Regions from separate parts of the Homo sapiens genome. Here all the other regions are linked to region 3. The links are chromatin contacts, found by Hi-C in ENCODE. All regions are on one chromosome and are shown on one strand. The core of a region is the stretch at or near the end of the contact, and the rest is flanking DNA. Distances in the headings are between cores, read along the strand shown. Region 1 holds the start of CKAP4 (cytoskeleton associated protein 4). Region 2 holds the start of RAB35 (RAB35, member RAS oncogene family). Region 3 holds the start of TPCN1 (two pore segment channel 1).

Region 1 (3,303 bases), core at 588-3,087, 7.0 Mb before region 3:
GTGGACCCTTGACGAACAGGGCAGTGGCCTAGACATTCTCGTGTGTCTGTCACTCACCAGCTGGGGACTTTGTCAACTCATTCCTCTGTCTAAACCTCAATGTTCTGCTCTGGGAAATGAAATCAAAACTGTTAGTCCTCCCTCCCAGGGTAGTTATAAGAATTAGATAATATGTGAGTGAGTAAGCATTCTAAACACCATATAAATGTGGCTAGAAGTATTATTCACCAGTATGATCTAGTATTTTTGGCCCTCCTCTTCCCCTAAAGCGGAAGTAGGGCCGGGCGCAGTGGCTCACGCCTGTAATCCCAGCACTTTGGGAGGCCGAGGCAGGCGGATCACTTGAGGTCAGAAGTTCGAGACCAGCCTGGCCAATACGGTGAAACTTTGTCTCTACTACTAATAAAAAATTAGCTGGGTATGGTGGCACATGTCTGTAATCCCAGCTACTCAGGAGGCTGAGGCAGGAGAATCGCTGGAACCTGGGAGGCAGAGGTTGCAGTGAGCTGAGATCGTACCACTGCACTCCAGCCTGGGCGACAGAGCCAGACTCCCTCTCAAAAGAAAACCCAAAAAAGCTGAAGTAGGACTACGTCAAAGGCCCACCTGGGCAGGCTGGTCCAATACAGGACAAGGGACCTAAAGATAGATGGTATTTCATTTGGACCTGCAAATGAGTAAGAATGCCAGCTCCGGGTCTATTAAAAACCCCGCTCGGATGTCTCCCACAGGCAGAGCTGAGGTGGGGCCTTGCCTGAGGCTTCCAGGGATGCGCTGGCTTCCCTTCCAACCTCCTTTTCAGACAGCTCTGCCCATTCAGCGGTTCCTAATGCAGAAAGAATGGGCTCCCCGGAGCCTGCCGGCTTCCTTACAGGTCACCGCTAATGCCCTGTGACAGGCCCTTGGCCCACCCTGCCAGGCGGGCCTGGGCATCCTCGCGGCGGCCCATCCCTCGGGGCCGATTCCTCCGCAGCCATTAACAAAGGGGGTCTGGGGACTGCCTCGGAACTAGGGGGCCGCGTGGAGTGGGATGTCTAGGCCAGGGCCCGCCAAGGAGGAGCGGCCGGCTCCCGCCTCCGGGCCTGGGCAGGCAGCGCTAGGGGCCGGTCGGGAAGCACGAAGGAGCCCGGCCGTGGGTCCGGAGGCCGCAGTCGATGGGGACAGTTGCGGGGCCGGGGGTACCCACCTTCTGCTCGACGCCCTGCAAGCCCTGGCCCAGCTCCTCCCTCTGCCGGGAGAAGTCCTGGTGGCTGCGCCGGACCTGCTGGACCTCCTCCAGGACGTGGTGGACGCACCAGCCCGAGAAAGCGGCCGCCGCCACCAGGGCGAGGTAGAAGAGAAAGTTGAGCGCCCTGCCGAGCCTGCGCGAGCAGGACGCCGAGGACGAGGCGGCGGCGGCGGCAGCGGCGGCGGAGGCGGAGGAGGAGGAGGAGGACTTGCCGCCGCCGCCGCCGCCGCCGCGGTGGCCGCCCTTGCCGTGCGCCTGGTTCTGCGGGTGCTGCTGCGGGTGCTGCTGCGGGTGCGGCGCGGGCGGCGGCGGCGGCTGCTGCGGCGCCGGCGGCGGCTTCTTCGCCACGTCATCCGCGCCGCCCGACGGGTGGGCACCCTTCTCCGAGGGGCTCGCGGCGCCGTGGCCGCCCTTGGAGCCCCTTTGTTTGGCCGAGGGCATGGCGGGCGCGGCGGCGGCTCGGGCCGCGGGCTGGGAGGCGAGCGAGCGCGGCGCGCGGCCCGGGAAACTTGCAGGGGCTCCCCCGGGACTGGGCGAGCGGCACGCGGGCGCTGCTGGCGTCGGAGCGGCGAGAGGACGCGCGGCCGGGGAAGGAGGCCGGGCCGAGGAGGCGGGAGGAGGGGGCCTGCCTCCGCCGCCGCGGCGCCGACCCCGCCTCCCGGTAAGGGAGGCCGAGCGAGCCGAGCCGGGAGAGCTTGCCACGCACGCCGGCCCGGCGGCCCCTCCTCCCCGCCGCCACGACCCCGGAGAGGGAGGGCCGGGCGGGGTCTACGGGGGCCGGGAAGCCGGCGCGGGGGTGGCTGGGCGCGGGGCGGGGTCCCGGCGGGGTCTGCGGAGGCCGGGGTGGGCACCGAGGTGGCCGCGAGGGGAGGGGAGAAGAGCGGAGCGGAGGGGAGGGGACGCGGCCGAGGTGGGGCTGGCGGCCCGGCGGGTTCCACGCAGGCTGGGGGCGGAGGGCCAGATCGACCCCAGCCGGGGCGGCCGAGCAGGGTCCACGGGGGTCGGGGATGGGCGGCCAGGCGGGGTCGGAGGGACGAAAGCCGGGGTGAACCTGCGCCGCGGGCCAAGCGCGACCCCCTCCCTTCCCGACCTGTGCGGAGAGGAGAGAAATGAAGGGGGGCGCCCAAGGAGCCCTGGCCCCGGGAGTGGGAGTCAGCGGGTGGGAACAGATCGCCCTTCCTTTCCGCTGGGAATTGGGGGACTCCCCCTGCTTTCACTCTCCCAGCCCGCCATGGGGTTGGGCCTTGTCCTTTGCCTTGGGTTTGAAGGCGGAGACAAAAAAGGCTGTCCAAAATCCAGCCAGCTTGGGAGGCATGGTTGATGCGAGTTAGCAAAGATTCTCGACTGTGGTAAGTCTGTTCAAGGGGACGCATTCACCAAGTGTCCCCGTTAGCCAAGTTAGCCTGCTGTGGCCAGCTCTTTACTTTTTCCCCCCGAAGCCCCTTCAGCTCTGTTTTCTCTTTCGGGGTCATGAAGTTTGTCCACGGCCCCTACTCCTGACAGCCTCTGGGATGGGTGCTGCGGAGGCAGCAGCAGCCACACAGAAAGAGGCAGATCAGCGTTGTCACCCCTACTTTTGTAAAAGGAAATCTGGTATTGCCAGGCTGTGTGGTTAGCGACTCACATATGTTCTCGAAATCTCACAAAAGCCCTGTGAGGTAGAAATTATTTTACCCATTTTATAGGAAGGAAATTGAGACTGAGCGAGCCGGCTTCGGATTGGCTCAAGGTCACATATAGTCATCATTCGAACCTCACTCAGTCTGCTTCTTTCTGAAGTCTGTGCAGCTTAATCACTTCAGAATGGGAAGGAAACGGGGGCCCAGGGAAGTTAAGCAACTTGCCCACTCACTCAGTCTAATTGGTGCCGGGGCAGGGACAGAACTCACTCAATTCCACTGCTTTCCCCAGTTTCTGGTGAGTGATGTGTGCCTGGCACTGTGTGCACCTGGCACTGTGTGTAGTAGGAATGCTGTTTCTTCTGTCTGTAACCTCCTCCCAGTTCTGTAAACAAAGACAAAACCATGCCCTGCCCTTAAAGCCTATAGGGTTCAAATGCCACCTCTTTGATGATG
Region 2 (3,286 bases), core at 177-2,676, 6.9 Mb after region 3:
TCACTTGATTTGATCCCCTTTCCTTAACAGTCCATGGGCTCTACCACCAGCCTGGCCTCTGCCTCCAATCATAAGACATCCCTCCCCACACTCAGCTCAGGTCTGGTCTACAAACTGAGCATGCTCCCAAGACTCTTTCATGAACATCATATAACCCCAGCACCTCAGTTTCGCTCCCATAAACCTTCTGGGGCCTGCCTTCCTGACCTCTTGGTCACTCCATAAACCTGCTCACCTGCCACACTCCAAACAGCTCTAAAACCCTCCACCTTTTCCCAGAAACCAGTCTACCTTTTCGAAGGACACTTAATATTCATTAATTCCTTCTGCAAATATGTCTTAAGCATGTACTGGGTGCCAGGCACTGTTCTAGGCACTGGAGCTAGAGCAGTGATCAGAGCTAGGAGCCCTCAAGCAGTGTGTGTGTGTGGCCAAAGCACTTTTATAATTTTGGCTGTCCCATCCCCAGGACCCCTCTGTATATAGTAGTGTAACAGCAAACAGTGACAACTCACTATGTGCCAGGAGCTGTGAGCAACACTGCAGAATCTCACTTAATACTCACATCAACCCCATAAGGCAGATCCAACTATCATTCCATCTTACAGATGAGGAAACTGAACCACGCAGGGATATAATAATTCAGCAGGAATATGCCAGACCCTGTGCAAAGCCCTTTATCCGACTTACCTCATTTAAACCTCACGGCAATCCCATGAGGCAGGTTCTGAGAACGTCCTCATTTTAGATGGGAAGAAACTGACGCTTATAAAGGATACTGATGATAATGACAATAGTGAACATTTACTTCGAGCTTACTTTACCGGGTAGGGCGCTACGCACTTTTCCTACTTTATCCCATCGAATCCTCACACCACCCAGCAAGGCACATCCCCACTTCTCAGATGAGGGAACTGAGGCTCAGGACGGCGAAGCAACTTGCCCAAGGTCAGCGCGAGGCAGGTGGTAGTCCTGAGACTCGAACCCACGTCTCTCCAACTCCAGAGATCGCGCGACTTGACCAAGGTCACACGTGAGGCAGGAACAGGCGCGATGACTGGACCCGGCGCGCTTGGCCCCTCCGCCCCGCGCCCCAACCTCCCCTCGGCGCGGTCCGGAGCCCCTCGGCGCACCCCTGGGGCCCAGACCGCCGGGCTGCCCCGCCCGCCCGCCCCGCACGGGCCGGCACCTCCCCGCCCGCCTGCCGCCCCGAGGCCCCCGCGGGCCGCGCCCGGCAGGGCCCGCGCCGCCTCCGGCCGCTGCGGCCCTCACCGCTGTCGCCGATGATGAGCAGCTTGAAGAGGTGGTCGTAGTCCCGGGCCATGGCGGGCGGGGGCGGTGCGCGCGGGCGGGCGGGGTCGGTACTGGCCTCGCGATCCGCAGCTCCCTTCGGGCTGCTCCGGCAGCGGCGGATCCACTTCCCGAACAAACAGCCGGAACTGACAGAAACACCTCCCTCCGCTCCCCCTCCTCCTCCTCAGCAGCCGCCGCCGCTACCACCGCCTCCCTCCTTCCCGCCCCGCCCCACCACTGCGCAGGCGCAGCGTCTGGCACCGCCTTGCGCAGCCGCAGCCTGAGCCGGCCGCGCCCGGGTCGCGCACGCGCCCTGACGGAGTCCCAGCAAGCGCGGGCCCGTCTTCCTCGCGTCTCCTCGGGGAGCGTCGTCGCCGCCACCCTGGGCGCTGAGAGCTTGCGGAGCCGAGCCGCTGTCGAGTCCCAGCGGAAAGAAGCCCAAGGTGCCGGAGAAGCCCGGTCGTGGACGTTGTTGCTCCCTCATCTTCGAGACCCGCACGCCCTGCGGAGAGGAAATGACAGGCACGCCGCGACCGTGGGGCGGGGCTCGCACGAGCTCCGGGTTTCCAGAGGCAGGGGCCGGGGCCGTAGAAGGCAGAGTCGCGCGGGGAAGGCCCGGTACCCCGCCCCTTCCGCACCGACCCCTCCCCCGCGGAGCTGGCCCCGGCCCCGGGCCTGTGGAGTGGACGCCGAGGGCGGCGGGCGGCTTCCGAGTTGGACAGAACGGGAGCTGCCGGCGGGAGCAGAGCTGCGAGGAGGTGGCCTTTGAGGGCAGCGCGGGGTCGAAATCCCATCCCAGCGCTGTGACCTCTTGGAGCCCACATTGCCTCTTTGGTGGAGGGGAGGGAGTGGTCCAGCTCCGAGCCGAGCCTGGGAGCTGAATGACCCAGTGTGCAAGGCGCACCTCGGAGACCGAAAGCAACCGCTCCCCCGGCTTCAATTTCACACCACCTGCAGATACACGTCTCAGAATCTGCGGCTAGGAAGACCTGGGCCGCCAGAAGCTAAACGTGTGCATTTTGTCATCAGCCCCGGTTTCTCGTTTTAGAGTGAGTTCCCACCTGCCCTACCTAAACTGACCTGAAACGGAAAGTTGTATGCCCCCACGACCATCCTCACTGCAGAACTGCAGAGGGTTTTAAGCTCCTTATTACCTGTTTCTTATAATCCTGTCCCTTTCCAGGCGAGTATTTATCGGATAGTTCTACTTGTTTTATCAAACTTCCTTTTCTTTTGACTTTATAAAAAGCAATGCCGGGAGGCTGAGGCGGGAGAATCGCTTGAACCCGGGAGGCGGAGGTTGCAGTGAGCTGAGATCTCGCCATTGCACTCCATTCTGGGCAACAAGAGCGAAACTCCGTCTCAAAAAAAAAAAACAATGTTCGTCCTTAAAATTATGTGCAGAAGTTTACTGAAAAGTACAAGTTACTATTTTTCCTTCTGAAGCACTCCTCACAGGTAACCCCTGTTAGTTTCACAGGTAACCTTAAAATGCTTAACACATATTTGTTGAATGAATAAGTGCCCCCCAGTGAATTTCCTTTGCCTGTACAAACATATATGTACATACCTTGCTTTTTCTATTTAACAGTACACTTTTATCATTTAACATCTGCGTGGTATGGTACTCCATCCGATAACCATCGGATGTACTATTATTTAACCACTCCGCTATTAATAGACATTCATGCTGTTTATATTTTTTGGTTATAATAAACATTGTTGCAGGCGGGATCATTGAACAACACATGGAGTGTCTGACTCAAGCCTTGAGTTGTTTTTCCGGGAGCTGAGAATCAGTGTGGTGATATCGAAATAACATGAGCTTGGAATCTGAAGGTACTGGCTAGGGAGAAGAGCTGCTCATGTGCTCCCGATAGAAAGTCCCCCTTGGTCGGGAAGGTTAGGGCCATCCTCTGACTCAGCAGTTTTAGGAAATAGAGGGGGAGAAGGAAGGTATGTACCTTCCTTCCACCAGGGAGGCACGCCCAGC
Region 3 (3,385 bases), core at 355-2,854:
GTGCAGTGGCACGATCTCGGCTCGCTGCAACCTCCACCACCCGGGTTCAAGAAATTCTCCCGCTCAGCCTCCTGAGTAGCTGGGATCACAGGCACACGCCACCAGGCCCGGCTAATTTTTGTATTTTTAGTAGAGACAGGGTTTCACCATGTTGGCCAGGCTAGTCGCAAACTCCTGGCCTCAGGTGATCTGCTGGCCCAGGTGATCTGCTGGCCTCGGCCTCCCAAAGTGCTGGGATTACAGGCTGAGCCACCGCGCCCGGCCCTTAGCCTCATTTAATCATCACAAGAAACTCTCTGTCTTCAGTAGGTACAATGAGATCACATCTTAAGGATGGAGATGGGAGTTAAATTCCAAAGTTAGGATAAAGGCAAAAGTGGTGTAATAAAAATTACCTAATTTATTTATTTATTTGAGACAGAGTCTTGCTCTGTTGCCCGGGCTGGAGTGCAATGGCGCTATCTTGGCTTACTGCAACCTAAGTCTCCCGGGTTCAAGTGATTCTCGTGCCTTAGCCTCCCGAGTAGTTGGGATTACAGGTGCGCCTCCATGCTCAGCTAATTTTTGTATTTTCAGTAGAGATGGGGTTTCACCATACTGGCTAGGCTGGCCTAGAACTCCTGACCTCAAGTGATCTGCCCGCCTCGGCCTCCCAAAGTGCTGGGATTACAGGCGTGAGCCACCATGCTCGGCAAAAACAACAACAACAACAACAAAACAAACAAACAAAACTACCTAATTTAAACACTGAAGTGAGATTGCCTGCTCACCGAGGAACGTATGGCCGTTGGGTGAAATGGGAGGGGACTTATAAACTCCCCTCCCACCCACAGCTCCCATGTTTGACTTGAAATAAGTTAACTACGATATGACTCTGCTTGACTGTTGTCCTCCTCGTTTTAGGGATGAGGGAGTGGAGCCATGAAGTGGGCAGGTAGAAGGGCAGAATGGAGGCCGGCTCCCTGCAGGTTGTGGAGCGAAAGGTCCAGACTAAGGCAGGAGCTGAGGGACAGGGTCCTGAAGCTGAGACGAGATCGCAGCGGGGGCTTCTAATTCCTCAGGGAGCCAAAGGACAGAGGGCTGAACCCTATTCCACATCTCCCCCGATCCGCGACCCTTTCCCAACTGGCTACTCACCTGCTCTGACCGCTCCAGGTTTCCCTAGCCACAGTTACCGCCGCGGTCCCTGCGTTGCTAGGTTACCCGCCAATCTCAGAAGGCGAGACTCGGTGTCTGACTGACCTTTCTTTTCACCATTCAATTTATTGTTCCGCTCAGTTGTCCCCACCTCCTGAAGTCTGACCAATCAGAAGCACCGCCATTTTGACCTTTCACCAATGGAAAGACTTGGGACTCCCTCTGGGTTGGACTCAACGAGTAAGGCGGGGAACAAGGGAGGAGTAAGGGGCGTGGATTCTTCGTCCCGCCCCTTCTTAAGGAGGCGGGCAGGGAGTACCGCATCGGCGGCGGGCGAGACCTGCGGAAGGACGTGATAGTTGGCCAATCAGAGTTCATCACGGTAGCCCAGTTAGCCAGTAGGACGCTGTGAAGGGGAAATGGGGCGGGGCCAGCGGGGTTGAGAGGACGGTAGGCGGTGGATAGGAGAGCTGGCGCAGCTGCCCTGGTGGCAGTGGCTGAAGTGGCGGCGGCTTCGGCGGCTGCGGCGGCTGCAACAGCTTCGGGCTCGGGGTTTTGGCGGCGGCGCCGGCGGGCTAGGCTGCGCGGTGCGGACCCCGGCGCGCGGTCCGGGTTGCTGGGGCGGCGCGTGTAAGAATCCGAGGGATGCGACGGCTTGGCCCGAGGGAGAGGGCAGGGATCAGGGGTCAGAGGACGCGGAGTAAGGGGTTGCGGCGCAGCACTCTGGTGTGGGAGGTGGGCCGTACGGGCCCAGAGGGGGCGCAGGGAAGTCTCCACCGCGCTTCTCTCCGTCCAGCCCGGGCCGGGGCTTTGCACCCTCTCTCCTCGCCCCCGACTTCTTAGGGCGACCCTCACGTGGGCTCCCAGCCAGGGGCTGGGAGCACGTGGAGCTGGAGCCAGCTGTCCTGCCTCCTTCTTCCTCCCTCCCTCGCTCTTCTCCCTGGCGCCCTTAGGTGACCCCACAGGAGTCTTGTGCCTGGGTCAGGCTGCCCCAGCGGACAGCGGGATGGTAGCTGAACCTCTTCCCCTAGGCCCTTTCCCCAGCGCTGGCCAGTTGGGTCCTCTGTAGAGGCAGAAGCAAAGCCCGCGGAGGGAACACTGGACCAGGACGCAGGAGTCCCGGGTTCTAGCCCTACTCCTCCACTGTGTGACCTTGGGCAAGTCTCTTCCCCTCTCTGGGCCTCATTTTTGTCTGTCTGGAAAAATGACGTGTTTGAATTCAAATCAGGGGACTGGTTCTAGTCGTAGGTGTATATAGGGTAATGGTTAAGCAGGCAGGGTCCCTGATTCAGACTGCCTGGGTTGAAACTTATAAAAGGCAAGTTAACCACTCCAAGCTTCAATTTCCTCATTCCTAAAGTGGGGATATTAGCTAAGATAGGATTTTTCAACAGCAGCTCAGTTGACATTTTGAGCCACATAATTCTGTTTCGGGAGGTCTCACCTGTGCATTGAAGCAAGTTCAGTGGCATACCTGGACTCCACCCACCAGCAATCCCCCCACTCCCAAGTTGTGACAGTCAAGATGTCTCCAGACATTGCCGATGTCCCCATGGGGGCAAAAATCACCCCAGTTGAAAGCCAGTGGGCAAAGGCAGTACAGGCAGGCAAGCAGTCATATATTAAACAGTTAAACAACCGTGTTGAAGCATTTGAATGCGAGGACTTTAATCTATGGTGGCAGATATCATGAAAATTATGCATGAACAACCCCCCTGCCTCTTTTTTTTTAGCTCATCATTAATGGTAGTGTATTTTATGTGTGGCCCAAGATAGTTCTTCCAGCGTGGCCCAGGGAAGCCAAAAGGTTGGACAGCCGTGAGTTAAAACATAGAAACCACTAGCCATTATGATAATGGTAACATTAAGAAACCTCTTCTCTGTGAGTTAATAAATTCTCCTGCCTTCAAAGTAAACATGGGAGATAATTGTCAAAGCTGAGTAATGGATACAAGGAAGTTCACGTATATATTCTCTGCACTTTTGAGAATGTTTGAAAATATCTGTGGTAAAAAGTTAAACCAAAACGACAATACAACCATAATTCTTAAGACTGCCAAATAGTAGTGTCTCATCTGGGATTTCCTCTTCTGCCTTTCCACTGCTGAGATTTAAAAGCAAAATAAATCCCCAGATCTGGAGGAAACTTAAGAAAAAAAAACTCACAGGAAGTGTGCTGGGCAGAGAGCTACGGGCTTAGCAGCAAGTAGAATGATGTTTACTTTCGCTGCCTTGTTTCAAAACGTTG

What was found. A loop is a pair of places that touch in the nucleus more often than their neighbours do. Pooled maps may share reads with other maps.
Region 1: a loop to region 3 is called in a pooled map, with 11 times the contacts of the local background. The contact joins the promoter of CKAP4 here to the promoter of TPCN1 in region 3. A Hi-C loop is called at or near these places in 1 of 168 maps with a recorded cell type or tissue (tibial artery), 1 of 37 single-sample maps with no recorded cell type and 5 of 50 pooled maps.
Region 2: a loop to region 3 is called in a pooled map, with 10 times the contacts of the local background. The contact joins the promoter of RAB35 here to the promoter of TPCN1 in region 3. A Hi-C loop is called at or near these places in 5 of 50 pooled maps.

The regions. Positions count from the first base shown.
Region 1 is chr12:106,246,183-106,249,485 of GRCh38, forward strand. It overlaps CKAP4 (cytoskeleton associated protein 4), which reads right to left and starts at 1,838. Exons shown (of 2, transcript NM_006825.4): 1 at 1,187-1,838. The coding sequence starts at 1,669. It overlaps LOC124903008 (a long non-coding RNA gene), which reads left to right and starts at 2,090. Exons shown (of 2, transcript XR_007063443.1): 1 at 2,090-2,577. RefSeq lists silencers at 984-1,073, 1,734-2,043, 2,074-2,413.
Region 2 is chr12:120,115,327-120,118,612 of GRCh38, forward strand. It overlaps RAB35 (RAB35, member RAS oncogene family), which reads right to left and starts at 1,427. Exons shown (of 6, transcript NM_006861.7): 1 at 1,273-1,427. The coding sequence starts at 1,324. RAB35-AS1 (RAB35 antisense RNA 1) reads left to right here and starts at 1,581. Exons shown (of 1, transcript NR_182302.1): 1 at 1,581-3,286. RefSeq lists enhancers at 618-1,410, 1,411-2,202, 2,995-3,286, 3,206-3,286 and silencers at 1,128-1,257, 1,358-1,667, 1,828-2,177, 2,268-2,327, 2,315-2,493.
Region 3 is chr12:113,219,860-113,223,244 of GRCh38, forward strand. TPCN1 (two pore segment channel 1) reads left to right here and starts at 1,605. Exons shown (of 28, transcript NM_017901.6): 1 at 1,605-1,767. It overlaps DRC10 (dynein regulatory complex subunit 10), which reads right to left and starts at 1,235. Exons shown (of 5, transcript NM_001330452.2): 1 at 1,138-1,235. RefSeq lists an enhancer at 834-983 and a silencer at 3,305-3,385.